Regions from separate parts of the Mus musculus genome. Here regions 2 and 3 are each linked to region 1. A link is a loop called in an ENCODE intact Hi-C map of the cell type or tissue named here. Cell type or tissue: heart. All regions are shown on one strand.

Evidence for each region. A loop is a pair of places that touch in the nucleus more often than their neighbours do. Peaks named below come from ENCODE experiments on the same cell type or tissue, not always from the same donor. Only the 100,000 strongest peaks of a DNase experiment are listed, where the experiment ranks them.
Region 2: a loop joins it to region 1, with 4 times the contacts of the local background. A loop is called at or near these places in 7 of 42 quality-filtered maps.
Region 3: it touches region 1 in a loop (2.6-fold over the local background); 12 of 42 quality-filtered maps call a loop at or near these places.

Annotation. Positions count from the first base shown.
Region 1 is chr15:31,362,967-31,370,966 of GRCm38, reverse strand. Ankrd33b (ankyrin repeat domain 33B) reads left to right here and starts at 3,208. Exons shown (of 4, transcript NM_001164441.1): 1 at 3,208-3,928. The coding sequence starts at 3,575. In heart, no CTCF peak of the experiment used is centred here; DNase peaks (open chromatin) are centred at 1,626, 3,266, 4,426 and 4,926; H3K4me3 peaks cover 3,704 bases; H3K27ac peaks cover 1,689 bases; H3K27me3 peaks cover 4,316 bases.
Region 2 is chr15:31,443,427-31,451,426 of GRCm38, reverse strand. Ropn1l (ropporin 1-like) reads left to right here. Exons shown (of 5, transcript NM_145852.2): 2 at 222-345; 3 at 2,302-2,463; 4 at 7,960-8,000. It also overlaps the pseudogene Gm6361. Among named protein-coding and RNA genes, the nearest start is that of Gm49208, 6.2 kb to the left of the region's middle. In heart, a CTCF peak has its summit at 3,969 (motif pointing right); a DNase peak (open chromatin) is centred at 1,386.
Region 3 is chr15:31,414,595-31,422,594 of GRCm38, reverse strand. No RefSeq gene overlaps it. Among named protein-coding and RNA genes, the nearest start is that of Gm41286, 9.9 kb to the right of the region's middle. In heart, CTCF peaks have their summits at 3,153 and 3,353 (motif pointing right); DNase peaks (open chromatin) are centred at 4,364 and 4,844; H3K4me3 peaks cover 1,077 bases; H3K27ac peaks cover 1,826 bases.

The DNA of each region.
Region 1 (8,000 bases):
GTATGAGTGTTTTGTCTGCATGTCTGTATGTGTAAGCAGCATATGTAGGCCTGGTGCCTGAGGAGATCAGAAGAGGATGCCAGATTCACAACTGAAATTACAAAATGACCGTGAGTCACCACATGGGCACTAGGAACCAAACCCCAGTCCTCTGCAAGAGCAGCAAGTGCTCCTAACCTCTGAGCTACGTCTTGGTCCCAAAGATTTTTTTTTTTTATTTTGAAGTGTGTGTGCGCTTGTGAGTTTGTGCTCAGGAGAGCAATGTCCACAGAGCGAAGAAGAGGGTGTCGGATTCCTTGGAACGGAAGTTACGAATTGTTGTGAGCTGTTCAATATTGGTCCCCTCCCCTGCTCCCATTTCAGTTTGAACACGCAGCAATCAGGTGAGCATTGGCGTGCCTGGCTTTACACTTTACTTTTGCACTTGTGTGTGTGTGTGTGTGTGTGTGTGTGTGTGTGTGTGTATGTGTGTCCACCCGTGTGCTTATGTAGAGGTCAGAGTACAACTTTCTGGAGTTGGTTATTTTCTTTCACCATGTGTGTTCCAGGAATTAAGCCCAGGTTGTTAGACTTAGAGGCAAGGCAAGGGCCTCCACTGAGCCATCCCACCAGCCTAGCAATATTAACTCTGAGAAGCCTGATGCAGAAGCGTACCCAAGGTAGTGCTGAAAATAAAAATACTTTACTGTTGTAAAGACAAATTATTAAACCATGTGGACAAAGTGACACGTATATATTATAGACATATCACCTTTAAAACATATAGATAATTCATTGAATAGACACAACTTCTCACAATGATATTGATTTAAAAATGAGCCTTTGTCTATCTGATGCTTTGGTAAGATGTTGTCTCCTTGTCACATAGATTCTGTTCACATAATAGTATCAGATTTCCAAAAAATAAAAAACCAAAAGATTAAATCTTTCTTTCTTTCCCTCTATGGACATGCATATGCCTCATTTTGATTTTTGTTTCTCTTCTTCCCCTTCTCAAAGGTGAGAGACCTACTACTGCTGTGGGAAAGGAGTGTGCGAATATCATACACATACACGCAATTGTTTTTGAGACTGAGTCTTACTGTAGCCCAGGCTGGCTTCACGTTTGCTGAGTAGCTGAACACTAAAATGTCTTCTCTTCGGTGCCTTGGGATTACTGGCGCAGTGTCTGCCAGGCTGAATAAAAATATGCTTTTAACGATGAGGTAGGGCTGGGGACAGGGCAAACAGACAGACAAACAAACAAACCCTCTTAGAACTCCTTCGGAGCTATTTATTTATACCTGCTGCTCTTCCAGTGCTGGGGACTAAACCTATACCCTAGGCAGGCTGCAGAGTTATACCCGGTTCCGTTCGTGTTTATCTTTAAATGGCAAATGATTCTCGGTGCTATTTGGACCTAAACTTCTGAGAAAGAAAGAAAAAGGGAAGTAGATAAATAAGCATTCTCCTCCCATCCGTGAAGATAAGCTAGAGCTGGCTTCAGGACAGCTCCTCCCCCATCCTGAGAAACAGCTCTGTCCCCCGAAGCCGTCCCATGGGGTTGAGGATTCTGGTGATGGATTCAGATTTTAACGCAACCCTCTGCCACACTGAGACTCCTCTCAGTGAGGCCAGCCAGCCCTTGCCGCCACCTTGCCACCTTCGCTGTAGCACACACGGTTTAGGGAGCAACTGTCCCTTGTAAATCCCCTGGGTCCCTGTAACAGAAGCTGACCTGGAAAGGGAAATTCCCAGCGGGAATTTATGCAGCTGTGGACAGTTACAGATGGCGAGAGAAGTTGAACAGTGCTTGGGAGTGGGGGGATTTTGGTTTTCAGAAAGAAAGCCCCGGTACACCAGATCCTCCCACAACCTCAGTGTGACTGGCCCAGTGCGGGTGGCTCTAGGCACCCTAGAACTCTGGAAAGTCTTTCAGCCTGCAGTGCCTGTTTTTTGTTGTTGTTGTTGTTGGTGGTTTGTTTGTTTGTTTTTTTGTTGTGTTTTGTTTTGAGACAGCCCTGGCTGTCCTGGAACTCACTCTGTAGACCAGGCTGGCCTCGAACTCAGAAATCCGCTTGCCCCTGCCTCCCAATTGCTGGGATTAAAGGCTTGTGCCATCACTGCCTGCCGGCTCCAGTGCCCATTTGGAGTATACTGCACGAGGTTTCCCACTATGCCCTTTGGCTTGCCCACCCACATCCAGGTCCTTGTGTCTTGTCTCCAGGATCTTAGTCGTGTTCCCCTTTGGGCCTCCCACGGGCTGACGTGCCTGGTAGGCTCGCTGTCAGGATGGGTAGAAATGAAGAGGAGGCAGTGGGGTGAGAGAGAAGTGAGGGGTTTCTTGCTGCCTCATGAGACACAGCTGGGATATACAAGTTTTCCTCTAGAACAGGGCCATGCCACCTCCTCCTCTTTATAGTGAGGGGGGCTCCAAGTGATAAATTCATCCACACACTTCCGACAACTCAACATGGCCAGTAATCTCGATTTCCGAAATGTTTGTTTCTAGTCCTGGGATCAAAGCTGGTCGGTCTCCAGCCTTCTCTGGTTCATCTTCCATGACCCGTTACCACCCTCTCCCCTCTGCCAAGTGACAATAGTCAGGAGTTGGGGAGAGTAGAGCCCTCTCACGGCTCTGACCAGGTGCTGTCTCTCTTCACCCCGTCATCCTCCCTGCGGTTCCTGATCACTTTTCCATCTCCCTAAGATTTTTTTCCTATCAACCTGCCAGTCACAGCCGGCTTGGGTGACTTGGAGACTCTGCAGACCCTGTCTTCCTTTCAAGTTAGCCCCTCTCTCCCCAAATCAGCCTCGGGTCCTTATTTGGATCAGGATCGTCACTAGGACAGGTTCTCCCCAAGATGGAATTTCCTCCTAAGTGGACAGCTCCACCATTCGCCCCGAGCGGACGCTTTTCCACTCTCCAAGAGAGTTTTCAGGGAGTCCCAGGACTGCAACTGGTCAGAACTAGGACTGCCCGAGAGGTGACGGTCTTGCGGCTGCCCCTCTCCTTCGGCCCTGGGGCGGATTACGGTCCTCAGTGGGGAGTGGGAAAGGGGCGAGCCTCCTGGTGCGGGTACTTTCCGACGCTGGAAACTTGCTTAGCCTTTGGCGTCTCCGGACTCCATCTCCGCCCGGGCCCCCAGGGAGCAGCCCTTGGCGGGGCGGGGCGCCTGCTGTCCCTCACGCTAGCTTTCAGCCTCTCGAGTTACAGCTTCAGGATCTCCCGAACAAGCCTTTCCCTGCTCGGGACAAAGTGGCCGTGTGGTGGTGGCACGGTTTGGAGAGGATCTCTGATGCTCCCGGGACTCTAACCGGGAAGGCGCCCCGCCCGCTGCCTCGCTTTCACCCCGCCCGGCGGGGCAGGGAAAGCCCCCGGCGGCTCCTCCCACCCAAGGGGCTTTTCTCCAGTCGCCAGTGACTTTGCACCGGGAGCGCAGCCGCCTGGAGCTGCTTTCTGCCAGGCTGGAGCGCGCGGGGCTCCTGCTCTTCTGCGAACGCAGGGGCCAAGGGTCGGTGACCTCCGGGCGCGCCCCGTTTTCGTGTCCCCTAATTCGAGCCCCAGCCCCCGGCCCGCGCCTTGGCCTCCAGCATGGTGCTGCTGGCTGGGCCCGGGCCGGAGGGCGGCGGGACACGCTGCTTGTCCCCGCAGTCGCCGACGCCACCCCGTAGCGAGCAGACAGGAGAAGACCCAGCGGACTACGAGGAGTACGAAGACTTCTCTAGTCTGCCGGACACCCGCAGCATCGCATCGGACGATTCCTTCTACCCTCCCGGAGGCGAGGAAGAGTACGGCTCGGTGAGCGCGGAGAGCGTCCCGGAGGGCGTCCCTGAGGCGGCGACCCTCCTGCGCGCCGCCTGCGCCAACGACGTGGGGTTGCTGCGGGCGCTAGTGCGGCGCGGGCCGAGTTCCGAGGAGGTACGGGAGACTGACCGCAACGGCCGGGTAAGTCCCGACAGGGTTTGGGTTCCCTCCGCTCTTCTCCCTTGCCCGCATTTCCTTGTCACTCCAATCCTGGATCAACTGCCGCTCAGAGCACCCTTTCCTTCCTGTGAGGCAATTGGGACCCCATTTGCCGAGCGGGCAGAGATGGTCCAGCCCGGCTTCCTACTTCATCCAGGACCCTTTACCGCCCCGGTATCCCCGAATTCTCCCCAGAGGAAGAATTCTCCGCGCTGGAAATGTGGTGACATCTGAGATGTGTGTGTGTGTGTGTGTGTGTGTGTGTGTGTGTGTGTGTGTGTGGTGTCCCTTCCACTCAGTGCCCCTCTGACTGTTACCTTTCCCCAGGCACCAGGTAGGCAATGGTCTCTACTCACTTTCAGGGGACATTTTCCTACCCCCATCCGCATTTGTCCGCTCTGCCTCTCCCGCTGTCTTTGCCTAACACGTTGGATTAGGATTTGGAAGCTACAGTTCCTTTCATTACCTAAACCGCCCTGGCTTTTTACGTGCTTTTCCTAGTGGCCCGCGCGGCGACCAGCCAGCTTTATGTGCGGTCACCGCTCGGGTCGAAGCCAATGAGCCTTCACAGCCACGCTTCAGGCAGGCCGGGTGCTGCGCAGCTCAGTAGGGGCACACTCCAGGGTCAGCACGCGGGGAAGTAAGGAGGCAGTCTCCGTTTATTACGCCAAGATTCAGAGATAGTAAGAAAGTTTAAAAAAAAAGTTGGAGAGCTGTTTCCACTGACTAGTAAATGGGAAAGTGACCGCTGTGGCCGTGTCCCCATTAGTCTCTGCTGGGCGGACAAACAACCTCACCTGATTTCCATGTTCCCAGAGGCCCCGTGGTTTTTTTGCAGACTCAGCTTTGAACAAATTAGGGACGCCCGTGCTTCTGCTTGGGAGTCACAGCTGACGGAAAATATGGTGACCCCGTGCCTTTGGCTTATCCTGGGGGCTGTATATGCGCAATGTTTTGTGCCTGATTGCAGTCTGGGTCAGGCTTAGGCAAGGGTGAAGCCAGGGTGTCACTTTCTGCTTTCGATAACCCGACATTGAACTTGGAGGAATGTTTTGTGCTTGTGATGTGACAGGGAGATGGGTCTGGTGAGGTCAGCACCACCTTGGTGCCCGCGGTGGCTGTTCCAGCTGGCATGCAGCGGGAGGAGAGGCTCAGGGGGCTATTGCTCTGCTCCACTTTCAGTTTAAGTAAGCGACTTTTCTGGGTTAGGCGCTGGCGTTAGAAACCTCCCCCTTCCTGAGCAAGCCTTGTCTGCTTGGAAGCGTACACCTGTGAGTGGCCGTTGGCCGTCCAGCTTTATTATACTTTCCGGAGAGAGGAAAAAAAATCCCAAACGAGCAACCACGTTTGAAAACAGCAAGGGAAATTGAGAACGAGTTAAACCGTGCACAGTGCACAGCAGGCTTGTGAGTGACAGAATGAATTCCAGAACCCCTGGGAAGCCCCTCCCAGGCCCTGAGGCTCTGGAGGACAGGTAGCAGCCTCCCTCTGCTCTTGTTTGTCTTCTGTGTAGCTCACCTGAAACGACAGTCCCTGCTGTGTGGTTTGTGGGCCTGAAACACCGTCCTGCCCCAGAGTCTGGAGAAGTCCCGTACATATGACCATCGCTTACTGTCTGTCTCCTCATTTCTCTAATTTGTTGTGAAGAGATTATAGTCTGATCTTGCACCCAAGCTTTCTCTTGCTGTTTTTCTCTTCCCTTGATTGTGAAGATAGAGTCTGAAGGGCCTTTGTTGTTCTGCTTTGAGTCTCTACCTCTTTGCACCCATCAGATGTCCCTGGGGACCCCTGAGGGAAGAGTCCTGCCTCGGCTTTTTTATCTCTGGGTCCCAGGGCCAGGCCTGTGTTCTGTGTGTCCTGCGGGGACTTAGGGAGTGAGGTGGTATGTGGCAGAAGACATTCTGGTCAGGCAGGTGGGGAACCAAGGGATGGTGGCAGGTGGGGAATGGTTTGATTGTGACCTGGAGTGGAGAGGAGGGCCCGGGGGAGCTAAGGCTAGAGAGGTCCACTCAGGCCAGGTGACACTGTCTCTAGCTGGGAATTGGGAGTAAAGGAGTGTCAGTTGGTCAGTGCCAGTCTGTAGTTCTTCAGTATGTCTTCCGATGACTGTCTTCCATGGCTGGCTTTTTCACCACCTGGAGGTTTCTGTTTTAAGGATACTTTCTCTCGGAGGCCTTTCTACCATCTCCCATCTAAGCCCAGAGCTGGCTAAGGGTAGTCCATCTGTTGAGTCTGGGGTGGGGGTGGGGGTGGGGGTGGGGGTGGGGGTGGGTTGGGGGTGGGGCTGAGATTGTCAGTAGTGTGGTCACTTGGAAGCAGGTATCCTTAGAGCACAAGGAAGAGACTTTAGGCAGAGAGGCGAAAGTCCAAAGGTCCTGAAGCAGGAGCAGTGCTCCAGGTTCGTCTTGCTTTGTCTTAATGAAAATCTTAGAGGCAGGCCCCAGAGCTTTGGTGGAATAATAGTGGGGGTGATTGCGCGACACAGCAGGTGACTGCTGATGGGCAACTCTGCTCAGGGACAGCTTTCCAGGAGCCTCTAAAGCAGTGTTTCTCAACCTGTGGGTCGTGACCCCAGTGGGGAGGTGTCGGACACCCTTTTACAGGGGTCACATATCAGATATCCTGCATATCAGACATTTGTTACTATAATTCATAGCAGTAGCAAAATTGCAGTTATGAAGTAGCAATAAAATAACGTTACGGTTGGGGGTGGAGGAACACCATACCATAAAGGGTCGCAGCATTAGGAAGGTTGAGGACCCCAGCTCCATAGGCTTTTGAATGTTGCTGCTGCGCTGAATAGCTCACTTCTTAATAGGGAAGCAGTCCAGCCTGAGCCACAGATAGCTCAGAGGGACCACGTGTGGGAACTAGAGGATGTGGCTGACTGAGCATCTTTGCTTCTGAAACATTGTTCTGGAAGGATCTCAGGATTCACTGTGCAACGTTTAAGTATTTGTTACATCATTTTCCTGTAACTCCGAACATATGCTCTCCCCGTGTTTTTAGGTGCAGGTGGTCTGGTTCCTCTCCTTAAAGGATGGTCCCTCCAGGAAGTCTTTCCCTAACTTTTTTCTTTGCATGTCAGGATGTCGGGCTTACTCCTTCAGTCCTGGTGGCTCTCCCTTAGTTGACAGCGAAACGGAAGACACATTTGTGGCACCTAAATTTGTCGTGGAACGGTAGTCAGTTTGCATGTCGGACACCTGGTCAAGCTGAAGGCCTCTGTGTGCTGAAATCCCAGGATGTTTTCCAAAGTCACTGTTCACAGCAAACCCCACCAACGTGGGGTGCCTCCCCCCACGAAAGGCTTACAGCTCAGTTTCACAGATACTCGGGTGTGAACACTTTACCTTGAAATACAATTGAGGCATCTGTTGCCTATTTTTTAAATGAAGGAGTTATGAATGTAGAGATCGTGTCTTCCCAAAGTAAGATCACAGTGTTGGAATTCATGCACAGCCCTCTGTCCTCCCATGCCTCCGTTTGTATGGCCTGTGTGAGCATGGAGTTAGGCTGATTCACAGAGAACTCTTGGGTCTTGGCCTTGAACCTCCAGTGTTGGCCAAGGGTCAGAGTACACAGGGAGAGGTTCACCTTGCAATTTGGGACAATGTGTTCAGTTCATGTGTTTTCTCACTCCTTAATCGTGCATTCCCTCTGCCCCTCCCCCATCCTGCCATCAAGATGTGTGTGTGTGTGTGTGTGTGTGTGTGTGTATTCTCACCACAGTGCTTGTGTGGATGTCAGAGGTCCCCACCGTACACCTTTGAGTCAGGGTCTCTTATTTTGCTTCTGCCTATGTTAGGATGACCCACAAGCTTTCAGAGGTTTTCCTGTGTCTGCCTTCCATCTTGCAGTAGAAACACTGGGACTACAGGACTGGAATACAGGCACCCACACAGTGCAGCACCTGGCTTGATGTGGGACCTAGGGGTTCAAACCCAGGCCCTGATGCTTGTGTGGCAAATGCTTTATCCACTGAGGCGTCTCCCCAGGCTTGTTTTAGTTTTATCCTCCAGTGTGGGGAAGGAGAGAAGGTGAACCAAATAGC
Region 2 (8,000 bases), 80 kb before region 1:
CCAGGACCCTCAAATAGCAATCAGCATGTCTGCTTTGCAGGCAGAGAAACCAGAGTGCACAGTGAAGTTCAAGGGGGTTGCTCAGTCAAGGTCCCAGGACTTCGGTGTGGTCAGCTGGCTTTGGGAGCCCCCCCCCCGGCCCCCCCGCATCTGCTGCGGTGTTAGGCAGCCTTGGGTGTGGCCTGCGTGCTGATGCTCTTCAGTGATATCTCTCATTCCAGGTATTTTTCAGCCCTGTCCAGAGGAGACCCACTTCCTGTAAAGGACAGAATTGAAATGCCTGTGGCCACACAGAAGACTGACACAGGCCTGACCCAGGGACTCCTGAAAGTCCTGCACAAGCAGGTGGGTGAGCCTCTTAACTGCACACGCTCCTGTTCCCATGCTGTGACTCTTGAAACAGATACCTGCCCTCTGTCCCCAGGCCTGTCCTGCCACATTCACATCCGACTTTGTTTCTTGGAAAGAACCCCAAGAGCTAGCTTTTCATGCATAGATTTTACTTTTATTTTGTGAATGTACATTGAAGGTGTGTGTGTGTGTGTGTGTGTGTGTGTGTGTGTAAACCAGAGTTCAACAAACCACCACAAATTGTTTCATGTTTTTTTTTTTTTTGAGAAACAGATAACTTGTTATATAGTCCCAGATATCCTCAAACTCGAGGTGACCCTCCTAACTCAGCATCCTGAGTGGTAGCATTACAGGTGGGCATTGCTCTAGTTTCAAAGTTAGGCTTGTACTGGGAAATATTCTGGACGGTAGGGAGCGTGTGCTCCATGTCTGCATACCCCTCTCTCCCCTCCTCCCCCTTCCCCCTCCCTCCCCCTTCCCCTCCCCCTTCCCCTCCCCCTCCCCTCCCCTTCCCCTCCCCCTTCCCCTCCCCCTCCCCTCCCCCTTCTCATCCCCCTCCCTCCCCCTTCCCCTCCCCCTTCCCATCCCCCTCCCCTCCCCCCTCCCCTCCCGTTTCCCTTTAAGTAATCCCTTACTTTCATGTGTGTGTGTGTGTGTGCGCGCGCGCACGCACATACACATACACACACACACTGGATTTCCTGTACATGTGTGTGCACAAGTGTGTGGTGTGTGTGTTTTTTTGCCAGAAGTCAACTCATATTTTTTTCTGATTTATTCTCCACCTTATTTTTTTGTCTTTAACTAAACCTGCTGTAAGTGTTTCTGCTCAGGTGGGAGGGTATCCTGGGACTCGGAAGCCCAGGAACCACACAGCTCTGAGGGGAGAAGGTGTCCCAGTGGAAGGGCATCTGGAGACACAGGGGCTAAGGAACCACCCAGCACTGAGGTGGGACAGTGTCCCAAGAGAAGGGCATCCAGAAACACGGAGCCCAGGAACCACACAGCTCTGAGAGGAAGCCTCCTGCTGCAGCTCCCAGGGGAAGGGGATCCCCAGCTGAGCTGAGGAGGAGCTGATTTTCCTGCTCAGGGATTGGTGGCTTTTTTCCCACCCCCTTTTCCCTGCATCAGGCCCATGGGTCAGGGTGGAAAGTCCTTCCCTGCTGAAGCTAATTTTTGCTGAGGCGCCATCTCTGTGGGGCTGCTGCAGGGTGGGGCTGGAGAGGAGGTGCTGCCTCTGTGGACAGCTCCTGAGAGATAGCTCCTGCAGTGGTGTTTCACCAAGGCAGAAGGCTGAGGCAAGAAAAAAGGTGTCACTACCCTCAGGCACCCTCAGGCACAGCTCCTCAGGACCTGAGTAGGTGGCAGCAGGAAAGGTACAGTCACCGTGGACAGCTCTTCAGGGGTAGCTCCTGCTCTGGTAGGGAAGGTGATGAACCCCCAGTCCCTGAGCCTCCCAAGCTCAGGACTTGAAATCCCATCAACCCTCAATCTGGAAATGTCGTGCAGATCCTGTGACAACTGCAGGCTGAGGAGATGTGGCGGTGCTGCCATTTTTGACAGGAGCCACCATTTTTAACAGCTTCTACAGGGCCATTTTGCCATTGGCAGCCTTGCCACTGAGTGGTGACACCTAGAGCACAATGGGCCAGCAAACCCCAAGAACTGGACCCCAGATTCTAAAGTCTATGCCACCACACCCAGCTTTTAGGTGGGTGTTTGAGTGGCAAGCTCTTTCCCCACTGAACCACCCTGTAGCCTCTTCTCTTTTGAAATGATGCTAAGATCCACCTAGCTGCCCTTCCTGCCATGCCCTTCCCCTGCCTGGGTCCCTGCCCAACTCTCCTTCTATGATGGTCACTTGTTGTGAGTTATGTCTTCAGAAGCATCTTTCTGGTTTCCTGGGATGTCGACATACACTGAGTGTGTCATATTGTGTTTTCTAAACAGTGTAGCCACAAGCAATATGTGGAGTTAGCAGATCTTGAGAAGAAGTGGAAAAATTTGTGCCTGCCAGTAGAAAAGCTCAGAACGATCCTGGAGCTGGATCCATGTGAGGACAAAATAGAGTGGATCAAGTTTTTAGCGCTCGGATGCAGCTCCCTGGGCAGGGTACGTACCTACAGATGGCCTCTTAGTATTGTTATGTCATGATCTGTGTGGTTACATGTCAGAAAACGTGCTGATTATAGTATTAACTAATGTTGTTTCCCCGGACTTCAGTTATGTGATTCAAAACCACAATTCCAACGATGTTAAGAGTAGAGAAAACGTGGATGCACTTGGAATGTATTTCGGTTTTCAAATGGGGTCTACCAATGAGTTCTTTTATCGGACAATGTAATTTTGAAAGCTGGTAACAGTTTTCTTTGTCTGTGGTAAGAAACATAAAATTCCATGACATTTTGACTTATAATCCAGTATTAATAACTAGTAGATGTAGTGTAATGCTACTGTCACTACAATATAACTCCAACAATTGAGGAATAAGAGAGCATGATGGTGATTGCATGGTTCTTCAAAAGGAGAAGCAGGCTTTTTCCCCCCTGTCTGGATACATATTTTATATTGCTTCTTCAATCTTTACAGTTCTGAGTACAAAACTGTACATAACTCATAATCCTTCATGGTTCATTCTTTTTTGTTTTGTTTTGTTTTTTGAGACAGGGTTTCTCTGTATAGCCCTGGCTGTCCTGGAACTCACTTTGTAGACCAGGCTGGCCTCGGACTCAGAAATCCACCTGCCTCTGCCTCCCGAGTGCTGGGATTAAAGGCGTGCGCCACCACGCCCGGCTCATGGTTCATTCTTTAACAGTAGGGTGCTGGATCTCCTGTTAGTCTCTAGATGGAGAACTGTCTCTAACTCAGGCCCTCTGGGAGGGCAGTGAATGCTCTCAACCACTGAGCGAGCTCCTGTCCCTTCTTCCTATAATGTCTATCCATGTGTGAGTTCCTTTTTTCTTTGTGAAGAGTGACTGCGTCCAACGGCACTGAGATGTTGACAGTAAACCCCCAGCTGCAGTGCCCTCTTCCGTGCCATCCTGCCAGCCATCTCTCTGCTTCCTCTGGTTCTTTGCCTTAAACTCATGCTTTCCCAGAAGCCCTGAGAAGCACACCCCCAGAGCTGGTCCTGTATGATGGGGCAGCTAAACAGCTGTATCCTAGAACTTCATCCCGAGTGGTGTTGCGGTGCCTTTGCTGTAGCTCATGCATGGCCTTGGTTGGCCTTGGTTGGCCTTGGTTGGCCTTGGTTGGCCTTGGTTGGCCAGGTGACTGAATCTTCTGTAGCTTGGGCTCAGGCAGAGAAAACCCTGTCCCTTCAGAGAAGGCAAGTGTCAGGCTGGTGGCCTCACAGGGGCTGTGCTGCCCAGGGACCTATTCCTTGGAAAGACCAGCAAGGCAAACGTGATCTTTAGAGAAACTCTGTCAGGTTGCTCCTCAGGAACTCTGAAGTTAGCATTACATTAGCATAGAATTAATATCTAACATTCGGGGTTAGTGCTGACAGTTTATGCCTCTAAAAATAAGTGTGGCAATTTGCTCTTAACAAGAAAGAACAGGATAATTCATGATTTTGGGTTCATCTAAGTCATAAAAACAAGTCCAAGCTATGTACAGCAAGCAACACTAGGTGGTGCCATTTTGTAAAGGAAGGCCCTTCGTCTGCCATGGTTACGTCAAAACTGAGGTCCTGTTTTATTCCATGCTACTTTGTTGTTAGCAAACAAATGTGCACCAAAGAGCACACTGGTCACACTGGTCCTGTCCCCTAGCCTAAGTCTTCTTTGGCACTGACCGTGTAGCTTGAGTCTCTTAGGTGCCCAGTACCACATAGGCTCTGTTTCATGTTTCAGCATGGGCTGTGTGGGCAGGGAGGTACCCGAGCCCAGCAGAGCCGCTAGCTAGTACACTGACAGCACGGCTGCCTGTGCAGATCCACTTGTGGAGCCTGCGTTGCAGGGGGATCGGTGGCCTGGACATGCACAAGCACACAGGAGGGATGGCAAGGGAGTTCTGGATTTCTGCATTCTAAAAACTGCATCCAAAAGGAGAAATGAAGAAGTGAGCTGGTAGGTGTGTTGGATGCCCTTATTGCTATCCCATCGCCTGTCAGGAAACAAGAAAAGGGTACAAAGACAGATACTGGCTCACGGCTTGAGATGCTGCACCATCGTGGCAGGCAAGGCATGGTGGCTTCCGTGGCATTTCTAGCGCAAAGTAAGTCCTCTCAGAAACCCACTTCCGGTAGCAGGAGAAGATGGCGGTCTCCACAGGAGTTAAAGTTCCTCGTAATTTTCGCTTGTTGGAAGAACTTGAAGAAGGACAAAAAGGAGTAGGTGATGGTACTGTTAGCTGGGGCCTTGAAGATGATGAAGACATGACACTTACAAGGTGGACAGGCATGATTATTGGGCCACCAAGGACAAACTATGAAAACAGAATATATAGCCTGAAAGTAGAATGTGGATCTAAATACCCAGAAGCTCCTCCATCAGTTAGATTTGTAACAAAAATTAATATGAATGGGATCAATAATTCCAGTGGAATGGTGGATGCACGGAGCATACCAGTATTAGCAAAATGGCAAAATTCCTATAGCATTAAAGTCATACTTCAAGAGCTAAGACGTCTTATGATGTCCAAAGAAAATATGAAGCTTCCACAGCCTCCAGAAGGACAGACGTACAACAACTAACTTTAGTGGATCTCAAACTTGTCTTAAATCAGCAACCTTCTCCTCATGTTAATGTCTTGATTAAATATCACCATGCACAACACCCACACAATAAGTAAAAGAATTGCAGCTTGTAAACATGACCTGGACAGTTGTAAGAATATATTTAATATATGTACACCTATTATGTTTTCAGGTAACAAGAGACGTGCAGCACAATTTTTCTTTCTATTAAAGCACTGTCATTTAAACATGAACCTGAAGTACTCAAAATGGAGTTCAGGCTTTCAAGACAAAAGCATGACAAAAGAGTGTCATGTGGCCATGGAAACATTTGTTTTTCTGGAAAGTAAAGTCTCAAGAAGGAAGAACAGAAATGGCATGCTTTATCATATTTAGAGCTGCAGTTGGAATTGTTTAAAGTAGCAGATACAATGACTAGTCAACAATTGTGTTAATTCTTGAAGCGGTGTGGGTGCTGACTACTATTAGTACAAACATAGGTTCAGGATTGTTTTGATACCTGTATTTATAATAAAAGGTGTTGGGGTTTTGAATTTCTGTTAAAAGCTGTTCCCGTTTGTTACATGTAACAGACATAATAATTTGTTTACAGTCTTTGTTTAGTAAAACATGCTTAGATGTTTTAAGTGAAGTCAACAAAAAGGAAATAGGTGTATGGATATGTGATTTTGAGATGAAAGTTAGTCTTAAAATGTAAATAAAATATGGAATGTGTCTTAAAAAAAAAAAAAAAAAAAAAAGAAACCCACTTCCTCTAGCTCAGTCCCCTCCTAACGGTCCCAGAAGCTCCCAAAATGGCACCAACAGCTGAGGATCAAGTGCCATGCAAGAACGGGGTGGTGGCTTATTGCCTGTTCTTGATGTGTCCCCTGGACGCTGCAGAACTGGCACCTAGACCATTCTAAGCTCTGCATTTGTTGGTTTCTGCCCACCCTATGCTCGTGTGCCTTCAAACTTCTCTCAGGAGCCATTATAATCAAACTAATTGAGGTTCACTGGAGGAACAAAACAAAAATGGCTGTCTACCAATGGAAAGTCCAAATCCAGTAGGTATTCAGTCCATAAAGTTGGCTGTTTCCACTGGTCTTCACTATACTGTAGAATCCAAAAGAAGTAGGCTCTAATGCCATTGAAGGAACAGGCTTGCCAGCTAGAGCAAGAGCAAGCAGGCAGAGAGAGGCCCAGCTTTCCTCTTCCATATCCTCCTGTAGGCTTCCAGCTGAAGGTGGTGTCTTCCCACCTCAAAAGATCCGGATTAAAAGCCAGTATTCTCACTTCAAATGATTTAATTAAGAAGAAGAAAACTTCCTCAGAGTCATACCCAACACTTAGGTTTTAGTTAATTCCAGATATGGTCAAGCTGACAACAGCCACCACATCACCCAAAGCAACTTTAAATCTTCAAATCCTGGGATGTCTGCAGCTAGCAGCAAGCTCATTGTTGTGACTTATGCTGGTTAGTTTACATCAGCTTAATGCCAGCTACAGTCACTTTGGGCAAGGGAACCTCACCTGAGAAAAGGCCCTCACTAGATTGGCCCCTCGTGCAGTTTCTCAATGACAGATATGGGAGGGCCACCTCACTGTGGCAGTGCCATCCCTGGACTGGTGGTTCCTACATGCTATAAGAAAGCAAACTGAGCAAGCTGTGGGGTGCAGGCCTTGGAAGGAGCATGCAAGCTTGTAACTCTTCATGCCTTTGTGTCAATAGCTGCCTCCAGGTCCCCCACCCTGGCCCTGACTCCTTTGGAATGTAAGCAAAACAAAAGAAATCTTTTCCTCCAAGTTTCTTTTTTTCTTTTCTTTTCTTTTTTTTTTTTTTTTTTTTTTTTTTTTTTTTTGGTTTTTGGAGACAGGGTTTCTCTGTATAGCCCTGGCTATCCTGGAACTCACTTTGTAGACCAGGCCGGCCTCGAACTCAGAAATCCGCCTGCCTCTGCCTCCTGAGTGCTGGGATTAAAGGCGTGTGCCACCATGCCCAGCTTCCTCCAAGTTTCTTTTGATCATGTTTTAATCACAGCATAGAAACCCTAGCTAAGACATTATGCTATCTCAGAAGAGTAGAAAGGAAAGGAATTTGGTTCCCGTATATCTTTTAGGTAGAAATCTATTATAGACTTTTTTCTTTTTCAACAAGGGTTAATTAAGTAAGAGGGAAGTGTTTGAGGCTTGGCCATACAGTGCTTCTCTGCAACCTTGTTCCCGGTCCATTAGTTGCTATTCTGCAGGCCTCCAAGAAAGACCAGAGACCTGTGCATGGACTTTGAGAGTATGCTGAGGATAGTGGTCAAGTTGCAGGTGGAAGGTGGGGTGCAGGTGGAGTTAGGTTGCCATCTTGGGGAGCCAAGCAGTAGACAGGTCTGACAGAGGTTCACAGGTCATAGAGGAGTTTCCTGGGCCTGACAGAGTCCTAAAGCCTTCAGTATGAGTGATGTTGATGACTGGGTGGCAGGGACATTGGCAGATGCACGGGGCCATCTTTCCTGCCAACCGTGCTCTCTTCAGGGGCAGCTCAGGTGGGCACTAGTTCCCTGTGTCCTTTGGCATGGCAAAGAGTCTGTTTCTGCACTGACTGAAGGTCATGGTTAAATGGCCCTAGACTCCAAACCCAGAACCACGTGGAGGAGCTGATGATTCAAGATAATATGCTTATCTTGTCTGTGACAGTCATTCCCATTTCTGTGTAGCATCTGTGAATCACTGTATCTGCTCTGTTGTATCCTGGTCAAACCATCCTTCTTGCTGTATGTGGTGGGAGCTATGTATCCACTTGACCTTCACTTAGGTGGAGAACACACTCGGAAGAGTGTTTACAGAGCACACTTGCGTTTCTGTCTCTGGTGTTGGCTTGGTATCTCTGTGACTCCAAGACTGACTGTGTCCCATCTTCATTCCCTCTCCCTGTCCAGACCCTGAACACGGCCATGAAGAACGTGTGTGAGATCCTCAC
Region 3 (8,000 bases), 52 kb before region 1:
ATACAGCACCATTATGAAAGTTGCAGGTAGCTTCAGGCAAAAGTATCCATCGCCACCTTTTTGATTTAGAAAAATCCCTAGACTCCTCTGGGATGGTTAGCTTTTTATTGTTAACTTGACACAATCTAGAATTATCTAGAAAGAGAGTTTTGAGGAAGGATTCTTCAAATTTGGTTGGTCTGTGGGATTGTCTGTGGCTATTGTCTTTACTTCAAACCTGCACATCGATCCCAGCTCATTAAAAATGTAGAATTTGCCTGTCATGAGTCACGCATGCACTGAAGTCAGTAGACTGTTCTAGAACATCCCACAGTGCCAACTCACAAGTTCTTTTCTCACTCACTTTCTGGTCGCTGAAACAAAGTTTTTACACAGGAGAGCAAATGTTTGTTTGGGCTTACAGTTTCAGGGCTCATTCGAGTCACTATGGTAGGAGTGACAGTGGCCAGGAAGGAACTGGAGAGATCTAAGGAGAAATGGGAGGAGAGGGGGTGGGGGACATAAGGGTCCAGAGTCCCAACATATTTTCAGAGCATGCCCCCCACATAACTACTTCCCCCCAGTTCTTTGAGGGGCACAAATCATGTCAGAGCCATAGCACTAGGCTAGAGAACACAGCTTCCATCCTCAGTGGGCTTTACAGAATGACAGGTTGCTCTTAGAGCACAACTTGGAATCTGACCACTTGTTTGTTTGTTTGTTTGTTTGTTGTTTGTTTTTTGTTTGGTTTGTTAGTATTCCGTGGGGGATCAGGGGATCCTCAAGGAAAATAAAGATGGTGTCACAGGGCAAAGGGCAGGCAGAAGGAAGAAGCGAGTGTCCAGGGATATGTTGTTTTCTCTACTGATGTCTGTAGATAGCTCTGCCACCCAGAAGCTCAGTGAGGAACAGGCAGAAGGTTCAGAGGGTCAAGACACTTGTTACCAAGCCTGACAGCCTGAGTTTGACTCCTGGAACCCACGTGGTGGAAGAAGAGCCCAGACTCCTGAGTTGTCCCCTGACCTCCACACACATGCTGAGGTATGGGAACACACATGCACACAATCAATCAATAAATATAACATTAAATAATGTTTAAATCAGCACGAGGAACATTGAGTCTCCTTGCATAGTTGAACGGTTTCTCTTTCTTGGTATCTGACTTGCAAGCCTAGAGCAGTCCATTTAGATGACAGTAGTGGAAGCATCTATTAAAGTCCAGCTGGCCTGTCAGAGGGTGTGGTGGTGTTAAAGAGTTGTCCCCATACTCTTGGGCATTCAGACACTGGGCCCCTGGTTCACAGCAATATTTGGATAGGTTTAGGAGTTATGGACTTGCTGGAGGACACGTGTCACGGGGGGGCAGGTTTTGCAATTTCAAAGATGTGTGCCTTTCCCAGTGTGTTCTGGATTCTTGCTATCAGTTCAAGTCTGACTCCCACATGATTACCACGAAGGAGAAACATGTATAATGGAGTAGAAAAGAGAACACATTAGCTTGGTATCCCATTCGTGAGTCATGTATCCTACACTCATCATCTAATACTGCCAATACTGGCCTCCTTTCTAAGTAGTTAGACTTATACCCATTTTCTCAGCTATGTGTATACATTACAGGCTAGGCTCTGCCTATGAGGGAGAGCATGGGATTTTTGTCTTTCTGAGTGTAGGTCACCTCACTTACGTTATCCTTCCTAGGTCCACTCATTCCTCCTAGCAGTTTCACGACTTCATTGTTTTTCATAGTTGAGTATACACAGTTGGGTGCTATCCCAATGTGTACATGTACATTTCTATTATCTATTCATCTCTTGATGGATATCTTTCTGGTTCCATTTCTTGCTCTTGTTACTACAGCAGCAATAAACATGAATGTGCCAATACCTCTACAGTAGGGTATGGAATGGCTGTGTCCATGTGGTAGTTCTGTTTTTAACTTTTTTGAGCAATCTCCAAACTGACTTCTGTATTTCTGTAGTAGTGGGTACTCCCAGCACCAATAAGTAAAGGTTTCTTCCCCTCCATACCCTCTCTGTCATTTGTTGTCAGACTTCTTGACAATAGCCATTTTGACTGGAGTTAGCTGGTATCTCAAAATAGCTCCAAGAAGCAGCAGGTGAGACTGCCTTGCCTTAAAAGTTCTCTGCATAGCAGAAGAAATGATCAGTAGAACCCACAGCCTAGGATAGGAGTCTCTTGATATCTGTACTTCAGACAGAGGGCTAACAGGCAGAACAAACAGCCCTAGCCCAAACATGAAGGGAACAATACTACAGATCAACAAAGGAGCAAATGCAAAACACGAAGAAGTAAAAATAGCCAATAACTATTCTTCAAAGTGTTCAACATCCCTAGTAGTCAGGGCAATGCAAACTGTTCCATTGGTTGACCTGTTTTCAATGCCAAGACCAGGCTAGCATCGACCCTACAGCACTGTAATACAACTTGAAGTCAGGTTTTGTGATACCTCTAGCTGCAATCTTTCTCTTTAGGATTGCTTGGGCTGGTCAGGATTTTCCTTTAAAATTATCAATGGAATTATTATTATTACTGGTTTTTTGAGACAGGATTTCTCTGTGTAGCCCTGGCTGTCCTAGCTCTTGCTCTGTAGACCAGGCTGGCTTTGAACTCACAAGATCCACCTGCCTCTGCCTTCTAAGTGCTGGGATTAAAAGTGTGTGCCACAATTGCCCAGCTGGAATTATTGTTTTTACTTTTTTTTATTTTATTATTAATGTATTATTTGCTTTTATTTTTATTTTTCCCAATGTGGTAAAATGTTGCTGCAGTTCACTTACATTTTATAAAAATTAAGTTTTTAAGTAATAAATATACTGAAAAAAAACTGTTGAAAATGTGGCTTAAAAGATGTTTTGAAAAAAAAAAACTTTGCCAGATTCTACTGTTTTAGAAATACTAGCGGGCTGGAGAGATGGCTCAGTGGTTAAGAGCACTGACTGCTCTTCCGAAGGTCCTGAGTTCAAATCCCAGCAACCACATGGTGGCTTACAACCATCTGTAATGAGATCTGATGCCCTCTTCTGGTGTGTCTGAAGACAGCTACAGTGTACTTATTTATAATAATAAATAAAATATTTTATTAAAAAAGAGAAATACTAGCATATGCATGATGCTATGCTAGTATGATGTCAAGTGAGCAGAGATTGAAGCAGTTCAGTGTTGCCTCTATACAAATTGCTCAGCATCCTTCCACTTCTGAAAAGATTTTTTTTTTAGGTCTGTTTTCTTTTTCTTCTTCTTCTCCTTCTCCTTCTTCTTCTTTTTTTTTTTTTTTAGTTTTTAAATTGTGTGTCTGTGTGTGCCGCGCGCATATGTGGGCTTGCATACGTGCAGTTGGCCATGGCGGCCAGCAGAGGGCATCATATCCCACGGAGATGGAGCTGTGAACTGCCTGTTGTGGGTGTCAGGAACTAAGTCTAGTCCTCTGCAAAAGGAGTAAGTATTCCTTTTGAAACCTACTGAACCGTCTCCAGCCACTGCCTTCTGACGATTTTTTTTTTAACTCCACCTTTACTACAGCACCGTATGTTCACAGACACTGAGTTCACAAGCCTCCAGGTGAGTTTGAAGGCTCTGTGAATATTATTAATCAGAGACATTCTGGGTTGCAAAACTGCTTTAACTAGAGGCTCCCAGGCTGACGATGAAGCGATGAAAACAGAGGCAGCTGATTGCCTGACTCACACGGAATAGTGCAGCTGCCCAGCTGCAGCGGCATCCAGAGGGAGCAAGGGGCGGGAAGAGCCCAGCAGGAACCTGCACCTTTGAAGATCAAGGGCAGGAGCTCTGTTTCCACTGAGGAAACGCGGGGCTTGGAGCTACATTGAGAGGCTAAGATGCTGACTCCACCATGGCAGCCACTGAAAGACTTCCAGGATGGGGATCTTTTAGAACCTTTTTAGTGACAAATGACAAATCAAGTTCAAAGCAGTTCAGACTGAGAGCAGAATGATGTAGGACTCCGCGGAGCTCCAAGTCTGGGGCCTTTAGGACTGGAACAGGCTTCAGAAGGAAGTGAAGACTTCCTCAGGCTCCGACTTTGATCTGGGGCTTGTCTGAGGTGGGCACTGCTCCTTCCGCCGGTGTTCAGGAAACCTCTGAATAGTAGAAAATCAGGCTGGTACAGCCTGAGACGGGGTGTACTTACTGAGTTTACAAATCCCTCAGACTCCATTCGGACTCAACGTGAGCAGCTCCACAGAGCACGAGTGGGCTAGCTTCAGCCACATGTGCACACTGGAGCAATCAGTCCTGTCAGGAACAAGTATGCCATGACACAGGCGGGCCTGGATCACATGACTGCCGTGCGACTTGGGTGGAGTGATGGAGCGGGCGATGGCATGCTGTGAGGAGAAGCCCTGCTCTACCCAGAACAGAACTTCTCTACAGGAAAGGGAAGTGTTCTTTCTTTTTTGAGAACAACAGATATGGCCGTGGGGAGGGCCTGGCCCAGATGGTCTGCAGCGATTACTCGGCAGGCAGCCAGGTGAGACTGCCCTGGTGCTGGGCGAGCCTACGAAAGCCTGAGAAATGTTTCTCAACTTGGCTTAAGACAAGCACTCCTACCCCACCCTGAGCAAGGGTAACAGCTCAAGCCTTCTCAGAATATGTGAGACCCAAAATAGACAAAGCTTCAGGAAGATAAATAAACCAAAAGAGCACTGCTCGACTTCCAAACTACAGGGTTTGTTCCTAGGCAGCCCGCACTCTCCTGCTGGGAGAGAAAAGAGCAGGGCTCTGTGGAGGGATGAGGGGAGAGGCAGACTCTGCAGCTATCTCTGTAAGCTCCTCCCCCTGTGGTGGGTCCAAGGGGTCTTAGCGGGGGTGGGGGGTGGGGGAGGATGCAGATCGATTTTGCAGGCGTGGAGTAGAGTTTAGAGTCAACCAGGCTGGAGGACAGACAAGATAAAAATCCGTCAGCCAGGAGCATGGACGCCAGCAAGATGGCCGACCCACATGGTTACAGTGAGACTCACAGGGGAGGGGGTGGGTGAGCCAGCCTGGCAGGGAGATCTGCTTGAGCCTGGGCCAGTCCTAGCTCTTGAGTTCACACTGTGGACACACAGAGAACTTGTGTTGGAGCCATAGGAGGTGAGAGCATATCTTCTTTCAGTTGGTTCTGGGATCTCACTTATCCCAGTGGGGGTCCCACTTTGGGTGCCTGAGAGAGTGGAGGGGAACAGGCTTCCTTGTGGACCCACATGCCGGCTTAAGCTAGCAATGAGGATGGACACTGGTTCCTCCCCATCCCCTGTTTCCCATGCCAAACAATGCTTTAGTTGCTGGAGACTGTAGCTGGTCCTTAGATGACCAAGATTCTGTCGCCATTCTCATGGAGATTTTGCTCTAGACTTCCTAGACATCTCTGGTCTTTGTAATCTTCACTGAAAGAATTCATATGAGGTCCACGGGGAACTTGGGGCTTGCGACAACACAAAGCAAAGGCTTAGACAATGGACAGATACACCACTGTGCCTGCCTACATTTTAGGGCGTCATTAAACTATTTCTTAAAATCCCTAAAACAGACAGCTTTTCTGAAGACTCTTTTCCTGTCCAGGTGATTGACAGACCCATTTGTTATTTAAATGAGAGGGCAGGAGTATACCATTGCTCTCTACTTGAATTCTTTGGCCCGATAGTCATCTTAGAAGGTTTCTTTAGCTATTAATGACCTAAGTATTCAGAACGTAGTGTCTTTCCTCGGGGGCCAGAAACATTACTCAGGACCTTTTCCTCTGACCAGGGATGTTACTGCAGCAACACGTCACGAGAAGAACATTTCTTACTTTCTAGAAGACTGGAACTTTTGCTGGACCTCACAGCTAGAGTTAATAACACACCTTAAGGTCACTCATGGCTTAAGATTGCTATCCTACTGTGTGCCTGTCTGTTTCAACTGCTTTTAAGAGAACTTGCTCTGGATTTCCCATGTAAGCAGCTTTTACAATTTAAGCCAATGCCTAGCTCTAATCTTAAATTATATACTCTTCCATGACCCTGACCCAAGAGTAGTGAGTGTGTATGGTGTGTGTGTGTGTTGATAACTATTTCTTAGAAACAGAAATATAGGTTGAAAGCGGTCTTATAAAATGAATGTCTACCTGTCTTAGGGTTTCTGTTGTTGGAATGAAACACCATGGTCAAAAGCAACTTGAGGAAAGATTTACTTGGCTTACGCTTGCACACTGTCGTCCATCACTGAATGAAATCGGGACAGGGACTCAGAGTAGGAAACTGGAGGCAGGAGCTGATGCAGAGGACATGGAGGGATACTGCTCACTGGTTTGCTCTCCATGGCTTGCTCAGCCTGCTTTCTTATAAAGCCCTGAACCACCAGCCCAGGGAAGGCACCACCCACAATGGGCTGGGTCCTTCCCCATTCAATCACTAATTTTTAAAAAGTGCCTTACAGCTGGATCTCATGGAGGCATTTCCTCTCACAGGTTTGTTTGTTTCAGGTAACTCTAGCTTGTGTCAAGTTGACATAAAACTAGCCAGCACACCACCATAAATGTTGAACACAATATGTGGGTATTGCTCAATAACCAGTGATGCTTATAATACTGTTAGTTAGTTAGTTAGTTAGCCAGTTGTCTGGGTTCACAGAGACCACACTAGAGGATCCTCCCTTGCAGGTTTCAAACTTTCAGTGCGTGAGGACTGTGCCGGCAAGCTCCTCTGTTTAATCCACCATATGTGGTGCTTTGACTCGGCAGCCCAGGACACTCCAGGTAGGCATACCCTTTTCCTCGGCTCTGTTGCCGCCACCTGGCCAGTCCCTGTTCCTAAAGCCATCTTTTAAGAAGCGACTGTCTTTTCCTCTGTGATACCCACAATAAGCCCGTGCCTTGTGTGTGACCAGGAACTGGGGTGGAGATGTGAGGTGTTAGGAATGTAACAATGAGGGACAGCTGTCCTCACTCAGGCAGATGGCAGCACCCAGGAAGACCCCAGAGTTGTTATGTTATTGCAACATTTCAGATTGGTCTCTGAGCGTGGTGTTTAGTGTGGTTACCCACCTCAACCAGCTAACAAGATTCTGAGTAACTGGGGTCTGGGTTAGGCAAGTAAAGGCTCACTGTTGCGTCTTGAAGTGGAGAGGACTAAGTTTCATCCTTTGATGGATGCCCTTGGGGCCATCAGCTTCTGGCTAACGCTGTCATTCCAGTCCGGCTGTCTCTGAAACAGGAAGAGCTGGGCATGGCTGTTGGCTGAGGCCATTTCCTCTGATTTTGGAGTCTCACAATAGGCTGTAAGCAGCCTGCAGTGAGAGGGTTGATGGGAGCTCATCTTTCTCCCACTCGAGGCTGGATGATGCTCCTGACAGTGAGGGATCCATCTTCCCACAGAGTATCTCTTTACACCCCTCCCCCATACTTCTCCCAGCCACCCTCCCCCAAGTGCTGGGGACTGAACACAGGACCTTGCATATGGCGAGCAAGAGCTCTACCATTAAGCTACAACCCAGGTCTCAGTGCTGCCCTTGAGTTCACAACTCCTCTCTCTCCCTCTCTCTCTCTCTTTCTCTCTCTCTCTCCTCTCCTCCCCCCACCCCCACCCCCCTACAGGCTAGGCACTGAACCCTGGGGCTTTGTGCAAGCTAAGCAAGTGCTCTATCACTGAGTCGCTGCCCCCTGCCCACCCCACAGCCCCCACCCCCCACCCCCGAATCTAGCTATGGTTTAACTGAAGAGATGAAAAGGAGAGTCATCTGGTTGTATCTTGTAGCCTCTTTATCCCCGTGTCTGCTCTTTCCTTTCCATGGTTTCTGGACTTTGTGCCTGAATTCCTTGGAGCAGAGGCGGGACCTTTGTGCAGGACCTGACATCAGCCGTTTTCAGAGAAACAAGGAGTCTTCAGAAGGATGCGCAAGCAGCAAGAGATCATCTGCTTGGCTGTCAGCACGTTCCCCAGTTAACATTTGAATTCAATAGCAGCTGGAGTTGGGGTGGGGGTGGCCCTGTTCTGTTCTCTCAGGTCTTCACTCTCTGATCAGCA